2 separate regions of the Homo sapiens genome follow, and region 1 is linked to region 2. Evidence: chromatin loops called from intact Hi-C (ENCODE). Cell type or tissue: gastrocnemius medialis. All regions are shown on one strand. Each heading gives the region's core, and the rest is flanking DNA. Links, peaks and the distances in the headings are about the cores only.

The links. Hi-C counts contacts between places; a loop is a spot of excess contacts. Peaks named below come from ENCODE experiments on the same cell type or tissue, not always from the same donor. Only the 100,000 strongest peaks of a DNase experiment are listed, where the experiment ranks them.
Region 1: a loop joins it to region 2, with 5 times the contacts of the local background. A loop is called at or near these places in 1 of 110 quality-filtered maps.

Annotation. Positions count from the first base shown.
Region 1 is chr13:43,401,602-43,411,965 of GRCh38, reverse strand. It overlaps ENOX1 (ecto-NOX disulfide-thiol exchanger 1), which reads left to right. Exons shown (of 17, transcript NM_001347969.2): 5 at 1-50. Among named protein-coding and RNA genes, the nearest start is that of ENOX1-AS2, 42 kb to the left of the region's middle. In gastrocnemius medialis, for the core only: no CTCF peak of the experiment used is centred there; a DNase peak (open chromatin) is centred at 4,785; H3K27ac peaks cover 3,881 bases.
Region 2 is chr13:43,459,319-43,469,682 of GRCh38, reverse strand. The region is part of intron 3 of ENOX1 (ecto-NOX disulfide-thiol exchanger 1); the gene reads left to right. ENOX1-AS2 (ENOX1 antisense RNA 2) reads right to left here. Exons shown (of 4, transcript NR_120399.1): 4 at 10,195-10,364. Among named protein-coding and RNA genes, the nearest start is that of ENOX1-AS2, 16 kb to the right of the region's middle. In gastrocnemius medialis, for the core only: no CTCF peak of the experiment used is centred there; a DNase peak (open chromatin) is centred at 4,962; H3K27ac peaks cover 1,308 bases.

The DNA.
Region 1 (10,364 bases), core at 1,257-9,256, 58 kb after region 2:
TAACCTGGGCATGGTTCCCGTAGGGTTGCCTGGACAGCAGCTCGTGTCTGGTAAGCTTTCTCCTGGTTTCAGAGATGCTTGCAGCAGTGCCGAAGGGTGTAGGTGACAGGTGCCTGGTAATCTCTCTGTACCGCGAGTGTTGGACACAGTCTTTTATTTATGACTGGGGCATGTTTGGCAAGTTGTACTTGAGATTCTTTTCCTCATCACCTTTCTCTTCTGCCTAATAGCCTTGTTCTCAGAAAAAGCCACACTAACTGTTATTGCTATACACAGTCTTGCAACATCAATTGCGTTTTTTAAAATTGGTAAATAGAATGGCTAATATTTGCTTTCCAATTTGCAAAACTCATTCACCTACATTATCCCATTTGATTGCACTGTCTTCCCTTTATGATAGGTAGATATTTCTTTTTGTTATTGCTCTTGTTAATGTTTCCATTTTACAAATAGAGAAACAGAAGAGCAGAGTTTCGGTGACTTTTCCAGCATTGAAATGGCAGAGCTATAAACTCAGCTCAGCTGACACTAAATTCCCTGTTTTCTGTCCACCACGTGGTGAAATCCTAATACAATGCATGCATTCAGCAGAGAAAATGTTTAGAAATACCACAAAGTCAAAAGTCATCTAAAAGATTTAACCATTGAATTTAACAGGTGTTTGCTGAGGATTTTACATGTGTCCTGTAAAAAGTGCTTTGAGAAATAGAATAAATATATATGTATATAAGTGTCTTTGAAGAGCCTTTCTCTCTAAATTGAAAAAAACAAAACAAAACACCAACACCTGAAAAACAATGATAAAAATGATGTGTAGAGTCAGGTGTGTTAAGTAGTGGTGCACACTGGTAATATAATAATCAGATCGGTCACTGGGGCTTTGAGGAAAGATGTTATCAGGAAGGTGGGGCTTGAGCTAAGTCTGGAGAGATGAGTAGGATTTGTATATTCACTCACTCATTCATTCATTCAACAAATACTCATTGAGCCGCTGTCTGGTGCAGGGGCTCCCGCAGTAAACAAGACAAGTATGGTCTGCCCTCTCAGAATTTATAGTGGAGAGGTGACAACCAGGTATTATGCAGTAGTCATTGTTACAGTGGCAGAAGAAAAATTCACTTTTTGGCCATCAAAGTAGGTGAGGGTAGATGGTGTTCATTAAATAGAAACCAATCGCATTTGGAATGTGCTAAGTTCTACTCCCACATACCTGTGCACTTCATGCTGAGTTGACCAAGCATTTGTTTTTTGTTGTGTTTCTTTTTGGTCAATAGTGGCCATAAATGAAAAATTCCAAATTAACTGTAGTAATATGTGTGTGTGTGTGTGTGTGTGTGTGTACATGTGTGTATGTGTATATGTGTATACACATATATATAATATATATGGTTTCTTTTTTAATATAATAAGAAAGAATATGAAAATGGATAAGAGACCAGGGAAAGTAGGAGACAAAGGAAATACAAAGGCTGAGTTTTAAAACATTATATTTAGGATATTTATTAAGTTCTTCAAAATGCTATCAAATTCATACAATTGAAGATTAGTCTGCTCTAGGGAGGTAGGTGTACATAAATGACATTTTCTATGGCTTGAACATGTGTTTATCCCAGGCCCCTTTTCCCTAAAGCTTACATAGACAGATACTTTCTTCTAATAACTTGAAAGTAAAGATTTCTATTTTTCCACCCACATTTCCCCAGCTGCCTAATTGAAATATTCAGAGAGCAGAAGTTACTTACTCTCGTCTCACCTCCTACTTCTCTCAGAAAATGTAGTACGACTTCTAGAGTAAGCCAAAACCTTCATAATTCATTATTTTTTCTTGTAATTTTGAGTCTTCTGACGTTTTAACCATGACCAATTTATGATTTTCCCAGCAACTTGCCATGAAAAGAATTACAGCCCTACGCGTTATAGAAGATTTACCGTATCTGCCCCAAATTACTTTTTCTATCTCCTGTGTTAGCCAAATTGCTTAAACTGTTTTTGAGCCTTTCAGGGTCTTTCTGGGCTTCCCTTCATCATTTACACGGCCTGATAATTTAACTGCACTTTGCTTTGTTCTCAGGGCCACCAGCCGACTACATTCCTTGATACAATCTCAGGGTCAGGTTCTGTTGTGTTTGGTTAGTGCTTATTTATTTTATTCCAGTCTTTTTTCTGTGTATTTCAATCATACTGAATATAACATTTTCTATTATGCATTTTTAACATCTTATCCTAAACTATTTTTCCATTGTATTCTTTTATATTAAAAATTTAAAAATAATTCATCAAATCTCTAGATTACTTAACCATTCTACTATTTACATTTAGGCTGTTTCCATTTTTTCACTGTTACTAGCCAAGTTTCTTTAAAGAACTTAGTCTCCCTGAGCATGCAAAAACATCTTACCTTTTCTATAAAATGGTGATCATATCTACTTCATGGAACTGCTGTGAGATTTAAATGGGATAATTTATATAACCTCCATATGGTAAGCATACATTAAATATTCTTCTTACTCCTTTGTTCTTATTTCTTTCTTTCTCCTTTCTGCTTTTTTTAAAGCAAATAATATTTTGCTTTAAAACATTGCAGTGGACATTTTTATGCATGGGGCTTTTTAGCTGTTAGAATTATTTCCATTGGATAGACTCCTACATGTGGAACTAGTACATCAAAAGAAATGAGCATTTTCAAGTTTCTTGTTAAGTACTGGTCAATTAATTCCCAAACTATACATATGGACTTAATATTTACTAATTTGATATGCAAAAATGGCATCCTATTATTTTATCTTAAATTATTCTATAACTACCCTTGTTTATTTCCTTATTCTCCTTCATTTTCTATTCACATTTTCTCTTTTGTAAATAATTATTCTCACACTGTATCCATTTATCAAATAGGGTTCCTGGTAATTTTTTTTTTTTTTTTTTGGTTTATATTTGGGCATTTGTTAAACATTTTAATCCTTGGACTTCATATTTCCTAAAAATATTTATCTACTCCATGTTTTGCCTCTTAATGTTGGTTCTTTTTTATGGTTTTTATATTTAATTTTTCATTTATGAGTTCTTTATTCCATTTCTAAATGCAGAAAGGTTTGCCCACTCTGGAAGTTGTTATATTCCCTATTTTCCATGCCCCCAGTGACTTAATTCTGCCTTTTATTGGAAATTAAATTCTTATGCATATTTTTGTCTATTTCTGAAATATCTATTCTTTACTACTGATTTATCTATTTTTATTCCAAGACCACATTGTTTCAGTTCTTATGGTTCTATGGTATGTTTACATGACATATCTGATGCCCTTTTTACTGTACCTGGTGTGCAGCACTATGTTTCTTTTCCACGTAGCCATAGAGCCACGGATGCCACTGCTTGCTCAGGTGTCATGCTGGCCACCTCTGGAGTTCTTCAACTGTGAATGCAGAATGTTAGAGGCAGCCTTTAATGTTTCAGAAGGGACTTAAAGATTATTTAGTGTAACCTTCCTTCCAAGAAATCCTCTTTAAAACATTTCTGACAGGATTATGGAGAGGCTGGATTTTATGAGTACTTGGCTTTCTCCCAAAGTTTCTGATATTTCTAAATGACCAACCACTCTTCCCATATTTGTTGAAATTAAACTGACACTAAATCCCTTTCCTCACTGCTTCTTCAATTTATTGAGAGATTAAAATTATCAGTAAAGCAAGGCGTAAGATTTTTATATCCTCTGATTTTATCAAAAGGATTTCCCAGGAAATCAAATCCCTCATTACTGTGGTAGCACACCTTTCAGATGTGCTGTCGTGCACTTCCACAGTGACGCCTCTTCCACTTCCCTCCCCTTTCATCATCACCAAATGTTCCTCTCACCGTGATTCTGCTCCCACCTTTATGAACTTCTCTGTTTACCTTCTTCACAGGAAGTGCTACTTGAGATCATTACATTGAATTTGTTCCTTTTATCCCAAATATACCATTACACAGTTATACCCCAATCCTAAATCCCATACTCCAAAGTCCTGGCTGTTCTGTGAGATGATACTTACCTCCATTATTGTTTCTTGTTTGTTTTATTCCCCATACTTTGTTTTGGTTTTGTGAAGTTTTTTTGTTGCCTTTGATTTGTGTTTGTTGTCAATACTTTGTGCATTGGTGTAGATCTAGGTTTTTTAAACCAATCTGTTGGAACATTCGTGTTCCACTGTTGTAAGGTAGAGTGGAGGTCACATAAGTATTATACTTAGGTGGCCTAACAATGGTGGCAAACTCTGGGTTAAACGTAGATAAATTGCTTTCTTTGTAGGTTTTCCCAAGGCCTTTACTATGCTAATGTGCAATAAGTAGTTCTCAAAGAGTGGGATCTACTACGTACAATTCCTAACTTAATTTAGCCTTTAAAAAATGCCTGCATTAGGACAAATACCTAATGCATGCGGGGCTTAAAACCTAGATGATGGGTTGATAGGTACAGCAAACCACCATCGCACATGTATACCTATGTAACAAACCTGTACATTCTGTATCCCAGAACTTAAAGTAAAATTTAAAAATTAATTAAAAAACAAACCTGTGAGCCTCTCGTGAGACGCTAGAATATTCACTGTGGAGATCCTTCTCCACTACCATCCATCCTTCTATGCCTCATATGATATCCTCTGCATGATCTAGTTCACAATTTTGTTTATGTTTGTGCTGAACAGTGTCACTCCCTAATCTCAAATTTCAAAATTTGGGTCAGGTGTTGCCTGAAACCTTCTTCTCAGTTTTCTGTGGCACACGTTGTCCCTTTTCAGAAGGCCCCACCTCTGGTGTCACAAGTTGAAATCTAGAATATCAAATCCCAAGCTTTGGCACCTCTTGTGTGACCAGCTGCTCTCTTCCTGTATAACTTAATTTCTTTTCCAAAGTTATAATCATCAACTGGAAGGAGAGCTGAAAAGCAGGAGCTGAGTACCCAGGTTTTAAGTTTCTTGCCCAGGCCTGCATGGGAACTAATAGTGCTTTCTGGATATTCTCTGGCCGTGAGATAATACCTTGCTTTTCTATAAACTTTTTGAAATCTCCTTTCCTATTGTCAACAATATTTCTTTAGCCATTATTGACTCTGGGGTGATGCACATCTTTTACTCCAAGCTTCTTAGCATGCCATTTGTGCTATTTTAAACACATGTTCCAAAAAGACATCATACTTGGCCGGGCGCGGTGGCTCACTCCTGTAATCCCAGCACTTTGGGAGGCTGAGGCAGGCGGATCAAGAGGTCAGGAGATTGAGACTATCCTGGCTAACACGGTGAAACCCCATCTCTACTAAAAATACAAAAAAATTAGCAGGGCATGGTGGCGGGCACCTGTAGTCCCAGCTACTCGGGAGGCTGAGGCAGGAGAATGGCGTGAACCCGGGAGGCGGAGCTTGCAGTGAGCCGAGATGGCGCCACTGCACTCCAGCCTGGGTGACAGAGTGAGACTCTGTCTCAAAAAAAAAAAAAAAAAAGACAACATACTTCCCAATTAACTACATAGAGCCACATCCTTTATCAGTGACTAATTTGGAGCCAACAAAAGACTTCTTCACACTTGTAAGGGTCTATCAGCACCCTTAAGTGTTCCTTGGCTCATACCTTGCTGTTTCTTTTTCAGAAGCTCTGGGTTCACTGTCACTGCTTCTGTTTCCTGCCATTCTGAGAAGAACTTAGCTTTCTATCTCATGGAACGCCAAGATAGGTTGCAAGTCCTTCTCCGTCCCCTTCACTACCCTCTCCCATTCACTGGTGTTTCCACTTATTTTCATTCTTCTCTGCTTCCTCAGAGTACTTTTTTCTAATTTCCTTCTTGGGTTGTTTAATCCTCACAGGAACACCTTTATCCTCTTTAATATGCCCAGATATGAAGAGGGATTTGTTAAATCCTTTCATCTCCTCAAGCATCACTCTTTTAACTGAGATTTATTGAGCCAGATGTTATGCTAAATACTGGGAATACAGGACATAGACCTTACTGTCATGCTTTAGAGTGGCGGGAGAAACAGAAAAGAGTAAATACACAAAAACAAATTAACATGATAAGTGGTTATGCTACTAATAGATAAAGGGTGCTATAGGATGTCACTGAAGAAAGTTAAGCAGGGGAGTAGCAGGATCAGAATTATATTTTTACAGAGCATGTTTGTAACCCCTATAGAGGACTGATGGGGGTGTGGAAAGGTTGGCAACCAGACAGGAGTTACCCAGATAAGAGACAGTGATGGCAGTAATGCCAGCGATTATCCTGAGCAGTACAGATGGAGTAACCTGAAGGGATTCATGAGACATTTCATTGTAGAAACCACAGGAATGGATGACTAAGACCACATGGAACATAAGGAGAGTGAAGAATCAACAGTGACTCCTAGGCTTCTAGACTTGCAAGTGGGGTTAACCATAGAGCCATTTGCTTAGAAGGTGGGGAAGGCTGAAAGAGAAGGATGGGTAAGATGGCTCATTTCCTTTTGGATATGTTGAGTTTGAGGAACCTGTTGAAAGAAAACCTGTGTTGAGCAGGGAGATTTATGGGCCTGGCAAGCAGGAAGGAAGGCCTGATGGAGGTATGGCTTTGGTGGCCACAACATAGGGATGGTTGTTGACGCCCTGGGGACCGTAACGCCCAGACGCACCTCTGCTGTGAAATTAGGAAGAAGCTCTCAGATGCTCCTTCAAGTTTCAGCCTACCCTGCAGCCAGGTCTCCAGATCCCTCTCTTGTGTCCCACTACATTCCTACTATTTCAGGGCTCCAAGATTTGAAATGAGAGAAGTGGTCAGAGATAAAAAAATAGAATCTGGAAATCCTGCCTGAAACTGTCTCTTCAGCTTACAAATACACTCAGGACTGTCTGTTGATAAACCACCCCACATGCTTGTTTTTAAAATGAAAATCATACTTATACCAGCAAAGTTTCTTTCTTTAGTCCCTTCAGATATTAATGGTGGCATTCTCTGACACAGCCATGATGAAGGGGATACAGACAGCCTGGCGGGTACCAGTGGGGGTCTCTAAAGGATGATGCTCAGAGTTCTCTTTTGTTTTTATTTTCCATCTTGTTGAAAGATTTCTCACTATCAAGTGTCAGAAAACAAATAGGCCCTTGACTTATGTTTCACAATTTATGTACCTGATTTCATGTACTTGTGACAGTTCTGTTACACTCTATGCATTTACTTACCCTTTCTTCCCCAGGACATTAGGACATTACATTGGTATATTTATTTACTCACCACAGTATTACAGCATTTTTTACAAGGCACTAGAGGAACAGCAATTGGCCTGACCGACCAGTGATGCTCTTATGGAGAACACGTATCTCTAAAGAAGATGTTATCAAATAATTATACAAATGACTAATTATAATTGTGGGATGTTACAAAGAGGAATTGGGAGGCTAACTTTGTTTGGAGGTATTGGAGAAGCTTCAGAAAAGGTTCCCCTAAAGTAGTAATATTCAAACTAAGACCTAAAGGATAAATTAGACTTATCTAGTTAGCAGGAAGGAAGAGCAGAAAGAAATGGAGAATTTGAAAAGATGAGAAAGTTCTAAAAGCAGAAAATGTCCTGTTCAAAGACCTGAGATGAAAGGAGCTTATCCTCTTCAAAGAAGAGAAAAGTGGGTGTATGTGGGCCAGAGGTGGTGGTTGGGATGGAGTGGGATTGGCAGGTTGGTGCTTAACTCAAGTCTGGTAGGATAGGCTGGGGCCAGACCATGCCTTCCAAAGCTTGGAGTACAGACTTTATTTGAAGTGCAAACTACTGAAGTTTTAAGGAGATAAGTGACCTGTGACTCGTGTGTTTTGTTTCTTTATTTCTGCTAACAAAAAAGCATCTGACTTGTTTTATAGAGACTGCATTGAAGAATGGCAAGAGGGGAGGGAGGCTGGGTTTGTATCTAGAAGGCTGCTGTCCAAAAAGGGATGGCAGAGGTAGATGGGGCAGAGGTAGATGGCCTAGATACATCCAATGGGACTGGAATATGGAGCACCTGCCATGTGCAGGCACTGCCATAGACGCTACACATGCTGTCCTGCAACTTGCATCCTAGTGCTAAGCTGATGTGTGTGTGTCTACAATATTTCTTTTGTTTCTTTTTCTTTCTTTTTATTTATTTATTTTTTTTTTTGAGACAAGATTTTACTCTGTCATCCAGGCCAGAGTGCAATGGCCTGATCACAGCTCACTACAGCTTCAACTTCCCGGGCTCAGGTGATTCTCCACCTCAGCTTCTCGAGTAGCTGGGACCACAGATGTGTGCCAGCTAATTTTTTGTATGTTTAGGAAAGATGGGAATTCACACCATGTTGCCCAGGCTGGGCTCTAACTCCTGGGCTTGATCAAGCAATCTGCCCGCCTCAGCCTCCCAAAGTGGTAGGATTACAGGTGTGAGCCACTGCACCCAGCCTGTCTACAGTATTTCTAGAGATAAGAGAATGTGTAAAATCTGTTTCCAAAAAAGATTTGCTTTGGCCTATCCCATGTACTATATAAGGTAACTGACATCACTTAAAGCAAATCAAAGATTGTTCTCCACAAATGACAAAAGCCTATATCCTTGTTAGCTAGAGATGTTACAAACTTTTGTTAAATGCTTAATATAATATAGTCACTTTTCTATTCCATGGAATGAATAAGATAAATTTACTTGCTTAGCATTAGATCGACCTCTTCTGAATTATTAATATAAAAATTTTTTCATCCTATGTATACTACAACAAATACATATATATTTAAATTTTATTCCAGTTTGCACCTCTTGATTAGCTTAATCTTTATTTGCTCTGTTGTACTCTGGTATATGTACCACTCATTAGCCTTTAGAACTATGGTGGCCACATTCTTACTCACTAGACTAAAACTAGAGAAATATTTTTAAATAATTGCATGCATATTGACATATGTACATGTATTAAATATATAATCTATAATATATAATTTTTGTATGTGTATATATCACAAATACATACATTCCCTAATTTTCTTGATTTCCTCTGGAGTAGAGAAGCTTCAGTATCTTTAACAGCCCAATAAGCTGAGGGAAAATATTTGCATTCCACACTAGGAAATGCATCCTCTGCTCAGAGTGGACATTCTAATTCAGCAGAGAGTAGAAAGAAAAGCCAGACAATTAAATTCCCATATTAGAATGAGTTTGAGTGTTTCTATACTGATATAAGTGTGTGTATATATGTGTGTGCATGCATGTGAATTATTGTATATTGGATTTTTGCATTGGGTTAATGTCAAAGTCTTTTATTTGTAACTATGGATTAATTGCGTAGGGGACTTCTGCTCCAGATCCACTGTTTGCTTTTATTTCCTTTTATTATTCTGCAGCCTGCCTTCTAGTTTACAGTGTGTTACATACTGCATTCTTGAATTGTAAGCACATGTCATTTATGTGCTAATATAATTATTCTATCATCTGTCTAACAGACTGTGCTGGACTTCTTCTATGGGAAAGAACTGTAGCTAATCATCTTTGTATTTCCTCTATCATTAAAGCTGGGTGCTTGGTAACTATATAGTTGAATGAATATGTAATTTGGTTCATTTATATAAATAATTACATAAAATGCATAATACCTGGAAAAGTCACTTTTATACTTGGTCCTTAGACTGTCTAAACTATAGATTTTCTGTCTTCAATCAGTTAGATATGAAGAGTAACTATGACCTCCAGCCCCCTTATTTGACATCCATGATTTATTTTTCTCATAATTGAGCATTATATTTTCAGATTCCTTCTTTTTTAAAAATGTATCTTCCCTGTCTTTCTTTATCATGGTTATGCTTTCATCTACCTTCTTGCACAGATGGAGTATATTTATAATAGCTGTTTTAGTGTGCTTATCTACTGATTCTATTATCTGTGACATTTCTGAATCTCTGTCTTGATTGATTTTTATCTTTATGATAGGTCTTATTTTTCTGTTTCTTTGCATGCCTACTAATTTATTATTGGTTGCCAGACGTTGTGAATTTTATGTTGTCAGGTGCTGGATTTTTTTTTCTTTCCTTTTTTGTCTTCTTTAAAATATTTTTAAGTTTTTGTTTGTTTGTTTGTTTGTTTTGAGATGCAGTCAAGTTCCTTGGAAACAGTTTGATTCTCTCAAGGCTTTGATTTTATACTTGGGTTAATGGATCTAAGCAGCCTTTAGACTGGAGATAATTTCATCCGGTTTCTGAGGCAAAACACTTCTGGGAACTCTTTCCTGGCATATTGCGAGGTTGCTTCTCTCTGGATCTCGAGAACTTGAGCTACTCCCTGTCCTTTGTGAGCTTCAGAAAGGTTCCATCTGTGGCTTTTGCCCCAGCCTTTGCACTTCCCTCTCCGTCTCTCCTAATCAACATGCAGCCACAG
Region 2 (10,364 bases), core at 1,355-9,354:
TGACTTCTCACCAATATCAAGCCTTCCAATATATGAACATACACTATCTCTGCATTTATATAGATCTTCTTTAAAACCTCTCAGTAATATTTTATATAAACATCTTAAATACCTACTATTATATTTATTACTCAGAATTTTATTTTTAAATATTTCAGATAGAATTTAAAATTTTTATTTTTCAAAGTTTCCTGTTAATAGATGAAACTACAATTGTAATATTACCCTGATAGCAAAACCTGACAAATACATAAGAGGAAAGGAAACTGTAGACCACTATTCTTTATTAATACAGGTAGAAAAATTCTCAGCAAGATACTAGCAAATTGTATACAGCAACATATAAAAAAGACTATACACCAGAACCAAATATAATTTATCCCACTAATAAAAGGTTACTTAAACATTTGAAAATTAATCGGTATAAACTCCATATTAATAGAATAAAAGAAAAACATACAATCATCTTAGTAAACTTAGAAATAATATTTGACAAAATCCGTTTCATGATAAATATGCTCAACAAACTAGGAATATAAGGAAACTTTTTAACCAGCTAAAGAACATCTATGGAAAACCCACAACTAACATTACAGTTATTAGTGAAAGACTGAAAGTTTTCCACCTAAGATTAGGAACAAGACAAACATTTCTACTCTACCCACTTCTAGTCAATAATGTACTATTGACTATGAGCTAATAAATGAGTTCTGTGAGGTTGCAACGTATAAAATCAATATACAAAGACCAGTTATATTTGTATACACTAGCAAGGAGCAATTTAAAATGAAATTAAGAAAACAATTTTATTCATAATAGCATCAATAAAAAATGCTTAGGAATAAACTTAACAAAAGCAGTGTAAGACATGCACGCTGAAAACTGCAAAGCATCATTGAAAGAGATTAATCATGACCTAAATAATGGTGAAACACACCATAATCATAGAAAGCTTAAGTTAGCAAAATGTCAGTACTCCCCAAATATATCTACAGATTCAGTGCCATCCCTATGAAAATCTTATCTGGCTTTGTTTTTTTTTTTTTTTCTTTTTTGTGGAGAATGGGGTCTCACTATATTGCCCAGGCAGATCTTGAACTCCTGGGCTCAAGCTATCCTCCTGATTCTGCCTCCCTAAGAGCTAGGATTACAGATGTGAGCCACTGCGCCTGCTTTGACTGGCTTTTTAAAAGAAATTTATAGGGCAGCCATGGTGACCCACACCTGTAATCCCAGCACTTTGGGAGGCCGAGGCGGGCAGATCACGAGGTCAAGAGGTCGAGACCATGCTGGCCAGCATGGTGAAACCCCATCTCTACTAAAAATATAAAAAATTAGCTGGGTGTGGTGGCATGCGCCTGTAGTCCCAGCTATTTAGGAGACTGAGGCAGGAGAATTGCTTGAACCCAGGAGGCGGAGGTTGCAGTGAGCCGAGATCACACCACTGCACTCCAGCTGGCGACAGAGTGAAACTCTGTCTCAAAAAAAGAAAAAAAAAGGAATTTATGATCCTGAACTTCATATGGAAATATAAAGACCCAAAATAGCCAAAACAATCTTGAAAAAGAACAATGTTAGAGGACTCACAGCTCCCAATTTCAAAACTTATTACAAAGCTAGAGTAATCAAGAGTCTTTGGTACTGGCAGAAGGATAGACAGATAGATAAATGGAATGGAATAGAGAATCCATGAATAAACCTTATATCTGTGGCCAGTTGATTTTCAAAAGGGTTCCAGAGCAATTCAATGGAAGAAAGAATAGTCTTTTCAACAAATGGTTCTGGGACAACTGGATTTCCACATGTATTAATAATACAAAATTATGAATTTGGATGCTTGTGTCACACCATATACAAAAATTAAAAATGATCCAAGATTTAAATGTAAAAGCTAAAACTATGAAATTCTTATAAGGAAACATAGGTATAAATCTTTATGACCTTGGATTAGGCAATAGTTTCTTGAGTGAAACACCAAAAGCATGTACAGCAAAAGAAAAATATAGATAAATCAGACTTTATCAAAATTTTAAACTTTTGTGCTTCAAAGGACACTAGCAAGAAAGTGAAAAGAGAACTCAAAGATGGAAGAAAATATTTGCAAATTTTATATTTGATAAAGAGTATACCAGATATATAAAGAAATTTTAAAATTTAAAATTTTAAAATTTTAAAATAACATTTGTCCAAAGAAGATACTATAAATGGCCAATAAGCACATGAAGAAATGCCCAACATTATTAGCCCTTAAGACATGTAAATCAAAACCACAACGTGGTACCACTTCATACCCACTTGGGTTACTATTTTAACTGTCTGTCGAATTACTATAGTCTATCATTTTTAGACAGTAAATATAGTAATATAGTATATAGTAATGTAGTAATTGTCTAAAATTGACAGACAATAACAGTGTTGACAGAGATGTGGTAAATTTGGAGCCTTCATGCATTTTGATGGGATTGTAAAGTGCTGTAACCACTTTGATAAAACACCTTGACATTTTCTTAAAAAGTTAATCATAGAGTTATCTCGCTCCTAGGTATAGACCTAAGAGAACTGAAAACATACATTCACACAAAAATTGTATGTGAGTGTTCATAGCAATTTTATTCCTAATAACCAAAATAATAGACAACCCAAATAGCCATCAGCTGATGAATGGATGAACAAAATGTGATATACGCATGCAGCAGAATATTATTCAACCTAAAATCAGAATGGAATACATTTACATGCTACAAAATGGATAAACCTTGAGCACATTAAGCCAGACACACAGACTACATATTGTCTGATTCCATTTATATGAAAAGTCCAGAATGGGCAACTTCACAGGGACAGAAAGTTGAGTAGTGGTTATAAGGGACTGGGCTGGGGGGAATGGGGAGTGACTGTTAATGGGTACAAGACTTCATTTTGTGTGATGAAAGTTTCCGGAATTAGATAAGAAGAATGGTCACACAACTTTGTGAATGTACTAGAAAGCATTGAACTGTACACCTTAAAAGAGTGAACTATACATTATATAAATTATATCTCCAATAAAAAAATAAAGTTGTACTCTATAATTTTTGTAAATCTACTTACTAGTTCTGATAGTTGTTTGGTAGGTTTAATGGGATTTTTTATACAAAATATACCATTCAGAAAGTTTTGTTCCTTTCTATTTTTTGTAGTTGTTCTTTTTCTTTATTATAATGACTCAGACTTCCCATTTGAGGAGTAAATGCTGAGTACAAGTGGTGAGAGTGGACATCTTTGTCTTGATCCTGATTTTATGAGGAATTTTTTATTATATTAACAATCAAGTATAATTTTCACTGTAGAATTTTCAGAGATGCATTTTATTGTATTAGGGAAGTTCTCTTTCATTTCTAATTGATGAGTGTTTGTTTTTAAATCCTTAGTGGATTTTTACTTTTTTCAAGATTTTTTTCTGTTTCCATTGAATCGTCATATAGTTTTTCTCTTTTATTATTGGAATTTTCCACTGTGTCTTATACCTGGTATCAAAAAAATAGACAATATATGTAGAGAATCCCACAACAGATTATAGAGCCTAGGGCTACAAGTGGTCAGTATCACTTCTACCCACATTCCTTTAACTGGAACTGGACCTAAATACAAGGGATCATGAGAATTATAGTCTTCCTGGGTGCCTAGGAGAAACATGAAATGATTTGATGAAAACAGAGCAATTGGAGTGATGGTAATGAATAAAAATAAAGCCCTTTTATATATTATTATTTTAAAGTAACAGAAATCTCTTCAAAAGAAGACCCAAATACTGAGGCTGAACAAATAAATGAATGGATGGTAGGTGGTGCAAGCCAGGTTTCTCATTGTCAGGACAATTTCCATAAGCTAGGAGAGGGGGCTGCAACAAACCCTGTAATGCTGGATTAGAGTTGGACATATCAGCTAACTTCATGTTAGCTTAACTACTATTTAATTTGATAAATATGCATACGGACAGACACAGAAACAATTATAGACATGTGCATATAACTGGGTTTGAATATGTATTTATACTTCTTGGCTCTTTCTGCTGAGGGGGCCTGGGAGCAGTGATACCTCAGTAGCATCAAGCACATGCAGTGCCCAGACCGTGGTTTCTAAATATTATCCTCCAATAATAGGAACTAGGGATCCTCAGAGAAATGACTGAGTTTGTGGCTGGGACAGTAAAAATACAAGATCTTGGAGCACATGGTATGCCCTAAAAAAATAAGTGCTCAAAAAACAAAAAGATGTAGGCATGTGAAAGGCATACAGGAACCAATTTAATAGAGCTCCCAGAGACCAAAGCTGGAACAATTTGAGCCACAAAATAAATAACATGGTATTTGATTATAACCGAAAGTATAAAATAAATGTCTGAGTTCATCCTAATATAAATAAACAATCGAACAAATAAATAAATAGAGTCTTTCTTCTAAAAGAATTCCAAATAGTACAGGTAGATATATCCACCTTCAGATAGTGAAGCTTACCCTCCCCCTTAAATGTGGGCTGGATTTATGACTGGCTTCCAAAGAGGGGAAATAGTAACTTCACAGTGAAAAAGCCTGGTAAACATTATCTTAACCAGGTGATCAAGGTTAACATCACCATGATAAATCAGGCTGATGTCATTTGCCTGCCCCCTGATGTGATGTGATGAGAAGTTTACCTTACCTCGGTGATATTCTTCCCAATAACCCTAATCAGCCAAAAGTGAGGGCATGCTTTAAAAATACTTGGCTAATACACATCAAGACCGTCAATGTCATGGGAAGCAAGAAAAAACTGAGAAACTGTCACAGACCAAAAAAGACTGAAGAGACATGATGACACAATGCAATGTGATATCCTAGACTGGACTGGATCCTGGAACAGAGAAAGGACATTAATAGAAAGACTGGTAAAATCCAAATGAAGTCTGGAGTTGAGTTAGTAGTGATGCACCAATGTTGGCTTCTTAGTTGTCACAAACGTACCAGGCCATGGTAATGTGAGATGTTAACAGTGGGGGAAAGTGGGGGAGGAGTATGTAGGAACTCTTTCTATTATCTTTGCAATTTTTTCTGCAAATTTAAGATTATTCCAGTATAAAAAATTGTCAAAAACACTAATAATAAGAAGGCCCAAAAGGTGAAACAGATATTGGCAAAGCTCTTGTGGTATGAGTAGAGGTACAGGGCCTGAGTCCTGACTGCTCAGCCTCTTCTCACTCCTCACTCCCTTCCAGGCTGCCTCCCTCCTTCCCCAGGTCCCCAGGGTTCTCTGTCACATATTCTGAAAAGTACTGCCCTGCAGAACTAAATGCAAGCTCCTCAACATATCTTCTGGGGCCCTTCATATTCTTACCCTTGTCTAGCTTTCATCTTCATCATCTGTTGACCTCTTGCCTCCTATATTTATTTCTGTATTTATTTCCTTCATATATTTTGAAGGCACTTTTTTTCCTCAAGCAGATCCTGACCTTCTTGTTGATTTTGAACATGCTACTTTTTTCAGCTTGGAAGACCATTCTCAAGCTTACTCACCCTCAAAAACTCTTCAGAAATCATCTTAGAATTCAGCTTAAGAGTGAGCCTTCTCTTGAAAGACTCTAAGGGAAAGGGACACCTTTCTGAAATGTTTCTACAATAGCACATGGTTCTAGTTGCCTGTGTGTGTGCCTGTAAGCATGCCTCTTGCCTGCAAATAGTCCACAACCTCCTTAAGGAGATGTCATTCGTCTCTCTCTGCCAAATGTCAAGCACAGTACCTGCACATAGTAGGTATTCAATAACTGTCAAATAAATGAATGGATGAATAAGAGTAGCAATTTTATTGAAATTGGATTATTTTCTTTTTTGTAGTCTTCTAATTTATTTGAATCTAGTTGTCATGAAAATACAAATTCAACGTTTTAATAAGCAAATTGATCCCAGTTTGCCAGTTTAAAAGAAAAGCATTGGCTTTTTAGGAGTAAGTACTAGCCTCGATTCAGCCGGCATGTGTACAACATATTGAGAGGGGTTGGGTATTTTTTCCTTTAAATAACAAAAATTTCACATGGTGCGTACTTTACAGTAAATGAAATAAGTACTGTAGTGTTGCTTTTTCAGTCTGCTGGTGTTTGAAGTAGTTGTCAGTAAAGCTAGCTGCATACATTTATCTTCATTAGCCATTCCAAGGTGATGCTTTTTGATGCAGGTGGCCCAGCTCTTCCCAGGCACTTTAATTTGCCAATTATTGTACCCACTATCTGTAGAACAGATAGTGATTAGTTTCACATTTTACTCACTGGGCAGCTTAATGTTCTTGTCACCTTACATTGAGTTTTAAATGTGCAAAGCGCAAAGAATGTGAAACATGTTTCTCAGACTTGGGGGCGGTAGTGGCTGTCATGCCTAGTAACTTGAATTACTCCTGGATACAGAAATTAAAGGGCCTGGTTCATTAACAAAGAATCAGATAATCTGACAAAAGTGCATCAAAAAAGGCAACATGAGTGTGTGTGTGTATAAAGGTTAGATGCATCTTTTCATTTTCTTTCACAAAAGCATCATTTGCTAGCGTGTGGGATCTGAGTGCTAGTTTGCTGGCTTAGATTACTACCGTTTAAAGAAAGAGAGAGATAATGGCAGGATCTTATTTAGAAAATAGCATTCTACCTGAATAATTTTCTTCTTTGAGTATTCTAAGGCAACATAGTTCATCCAAAACAGAGAATGAGAGGCACCGATTTTTAACGTAACGACTATGCACTACCTTACATTTTGGACAATTTTGCTCTAGCTATGACTCATTAACAAATTTTTTTTTAATTGCCAGAGAAAGTTGAGAAGTTCCCTTTGGAAAAATCCAAACCACACTTAGCAGTTTCGTCTGATGTTCATTTGTTTAATTTCCTGGGAGTGAGGTTGACTCGTTTATGGGGACTTAACCTAGTGCCATTATTAGCAGAAAAGATTATTTAACATTTTAAGAAAACATGGGAAAATGCTAGGCACATGGCATCCCAAACATAAACTTTATTTGCTACCCTCTCGAAGAATTTGTTTGCACATAATGTTGTTCACACCAGTGATAACAGAAAATGTAGTAATAACTACTCAGAATTAATATGCTGTAGTATGCATGGCTGCCTAATTTAATTTATCTCTGATTAAGCCTATTATGTTTGAGATCGCTTTACAGAAGAGATTTTTTTGCCAGCTGTAAGCTTATTTGAATTGTAATATAAGTTAATAATGTGTGAAATAACCAGTGGTGCCTACTTCTAAATGTTAATTTTGCCAACTGACTTCCTGAGTTGCATACCCAGACTATTAATGGGCATTTAGTTAATATCTTACATGAAGACCAGCTATTGGAATAAATATGAGAATTAACTATTTTCGTAGGCAAAGACAAATGGCGCAGAAATTCTTAAATTCTGAAATCCAGAAGAAAAGCTCTTGCATTATAAAAGTAATTGAAAATCAATGACTGATAATCACATAACATCACATATAAAGTAACATGTACTTTTTACATGACTTGTGTTCTAAATTTATTTCTTCAACCCTAAATCATCTCACTGGATCAGATAGAGTGGGTCCCTCGGGGTTCTTGCAGTGATCTATGCAGCACCTGCCTCACTGTCTGTGTGATCAGGTCTCTTGAGTGGGCCCAGCACCAGAGGGAAGGGGCTTGGCTATTGCTATTCAGTGGCTTGTTCTCCACATTACAGACCAAGCTTTGTATGTTTATCCAGAACCAATTGTTTCATTGGTCAGTCTAATCCTCTTTTTCAATGTCTTAAGTAATTAGCACCAAAAAAGTGATTGCGCTAATTACATTTCCTTGCTCAGCAGTTGGTCTCATACAAGGTTCTGTGCCTCCTTAGATACAGTTTGCATGGCTCAAAAGGTGAACTGTATTATTTGTATACATACTTAACTTTGGTAAACTGATTCCTCCCTACTCATTCTCAAACTGCTTTTCTCCCTTTTTGTAGTTTTTATTTATGGCTCTCTAATTAAAATTCCACCCAGTCCTCAAAGCCCCTTAAAAATCATACCTGCTCTATGAAGATTTCCTAACCATCCCAGGCCATGACCACGTCCTCCTTGGTTGGCGGTGGGGTCATTTGCCTTGATCATGTAGTCACCTTTCATATATTCTACTTATAGAGTCCGTGAGGACAGAGACCTTGCAATTTAAATCATTATACCCCACGGTGCCTAATACAGTTTCTTGTAAGAAAAAAATATATATATCAATAGATGGTGGTGATTGATGTTCAGAATACAAACATGACAAGGGAGATGCTTATAGATCATGAACCCTAGGTGAATAAATGAATGTAGATGAATACATAAAGTCAGTTTGCAGGTTCTCATTTGTTTTAAAGTTGAAGTAGAAACTTGCATGTAATAATTAACAAGTCAGAGATCACAAAGTAGATTTCTCCTTGCTTTAAACAGCTCTTGCTAGGCCTATAGTTTGAATCTCAGAATGTGTATAAAGTAGTGTTTCTTAACTCTGACTTACATGAGAATTGGCTGGGGAACTTCAAACATGTATGCCCATGGCAAAGACTCACCTTCAAATCAGTTAAATCAGGGAGCACTTTTTAAAAAGCTAACCAGATGATTTTAGTAAGAAACCAGAATTGAGAACCACCAGTGTAAAGGAAACTTAAAGGTCATTAAATTCATATATCCATCTGGTGTTTGATTGTTGTACATAGCTGCTTAGCAGTGAAAGAAGAGTGTTTCTAATAGGATCAAAATTGCAGCTCTCTGGTGCAGGTTTCCGTGCCATATCCAATCCTTCTCTCAAGCTAACACCCAAGGCGACCTACTCCCTTGGTTTGTAGAGAGCTATCCCTATTTTTTTTTTTTTTTTTTTTTTTTTTTTTTTTTTTTTGAGATGGAGTCTCGCTCTGTCGCCCGGGCTGGAGTGCAGTGGTGCGATCTCTGCCCACTGCAAGCTCCGCTTCCCGGGTTCACGCCATTCTCCTGCCTCAGCCTCCCGAGTAGCTGGAACTACAGGTGCCCGCCACCATGCCCAGCTAATTTTTTGTATTTTTAGTAGAGACAGGGTTTTACCGTGTTAGCCGGGATGGTGTCGATCTCCTGACCTCGTGATCCCTCAGCCTCCCAAAGTGCTAGGATTACAGGCGTGAGCCACTGAGCCCGGCAGCTATCCCACTTTTTAACACAGAAAGTTCCACATAGTAGGAAACTCCTTATTACTGGGCAAACCAGGACAGTTGGCCATCCTACTACCAACACACTTATGACTTGGATACCACAGAGGTGGTTTTGGATAAATTTCCTCTTGAGAGGAAGTGGGGTTTCTGATAGAATTTTTAATGAAAAAAATAGAAACAGAACACTTTAAAACCTTAGCAGCCTTGAGGGGAAAGAGACATATCAAGAGAAAAAGGGAAAACATTGCAATAGGTTCTCACAGAATTTCTGCAGTTAAGATGAAGGAGGGGTATTATGGCATGTAATTAATTAAAGAACATCAAAATATTCACTCACTTTTGTCTCTGTTATGTAGGTAAATTAAGGATAATTTTGTAACAAAAGAAGGCATGGAGCAAAAATCCCAAACTTGTAAATATAATTAACTAAACAATAAGCCCCTTGAGGATAGTTTTTTCTTGTTGTTATTTTTTGGTTTTGGTTTTTTGTTGTTGTTGTCGTTGTTTGTTTTTTGAGACAGAGTCTCGCTTTGTCACCCAGGCTGGAGTGCGATGGTGCAATCTCGGCTCACTGCAACCTCTGCCTCCCAGATTCAAGCAATTCTCCTGCCTCAGCATCCTGAGTAGCTGGGACTACAGGCGCGTGCCACCACACCCAGCTAATTTTTTTGTAGTGTTAGTAGAGATGGGGTTTCACGATGTTGGTCAGGCTGGCCTCAGACTCCTGACCTCGTGATCCACCCGTCTCAGCCTCCCAAAGTGCTGGGATTACAGGTGGGAGCCACCGCACCCAGCAGAGGATAGTTATTTTTACAAAGAGAAAACAAAGGATTATTGACAGCTACATAGAAAATTACTGACAGAACTAACATATGGCTCCTAGATCATTTTCTGGTAGGATCTTTGGCCCTTTTCCTACTCTACATCCTTTTAGTCCCAGTGACGTTTAGCATAGTACCCTCCTTTCAGATAAAAATAAGTGTTGTTAGATTGATAGAAAAATGAAAGTATTTTACTAATAAAAATACTTTTAGCAGTTTATTGTATAATGATAGCATTAACATTTTTTCATCATGAATGTCCATTTGAGTTTTATGCTGGTATCATGGTATAGTCCTGCAACCTAAGGATTAACTTATCTCTGTTATTTTCTGTTTTGATTGAGCACTGGGTAGCCAGTCTGACCACT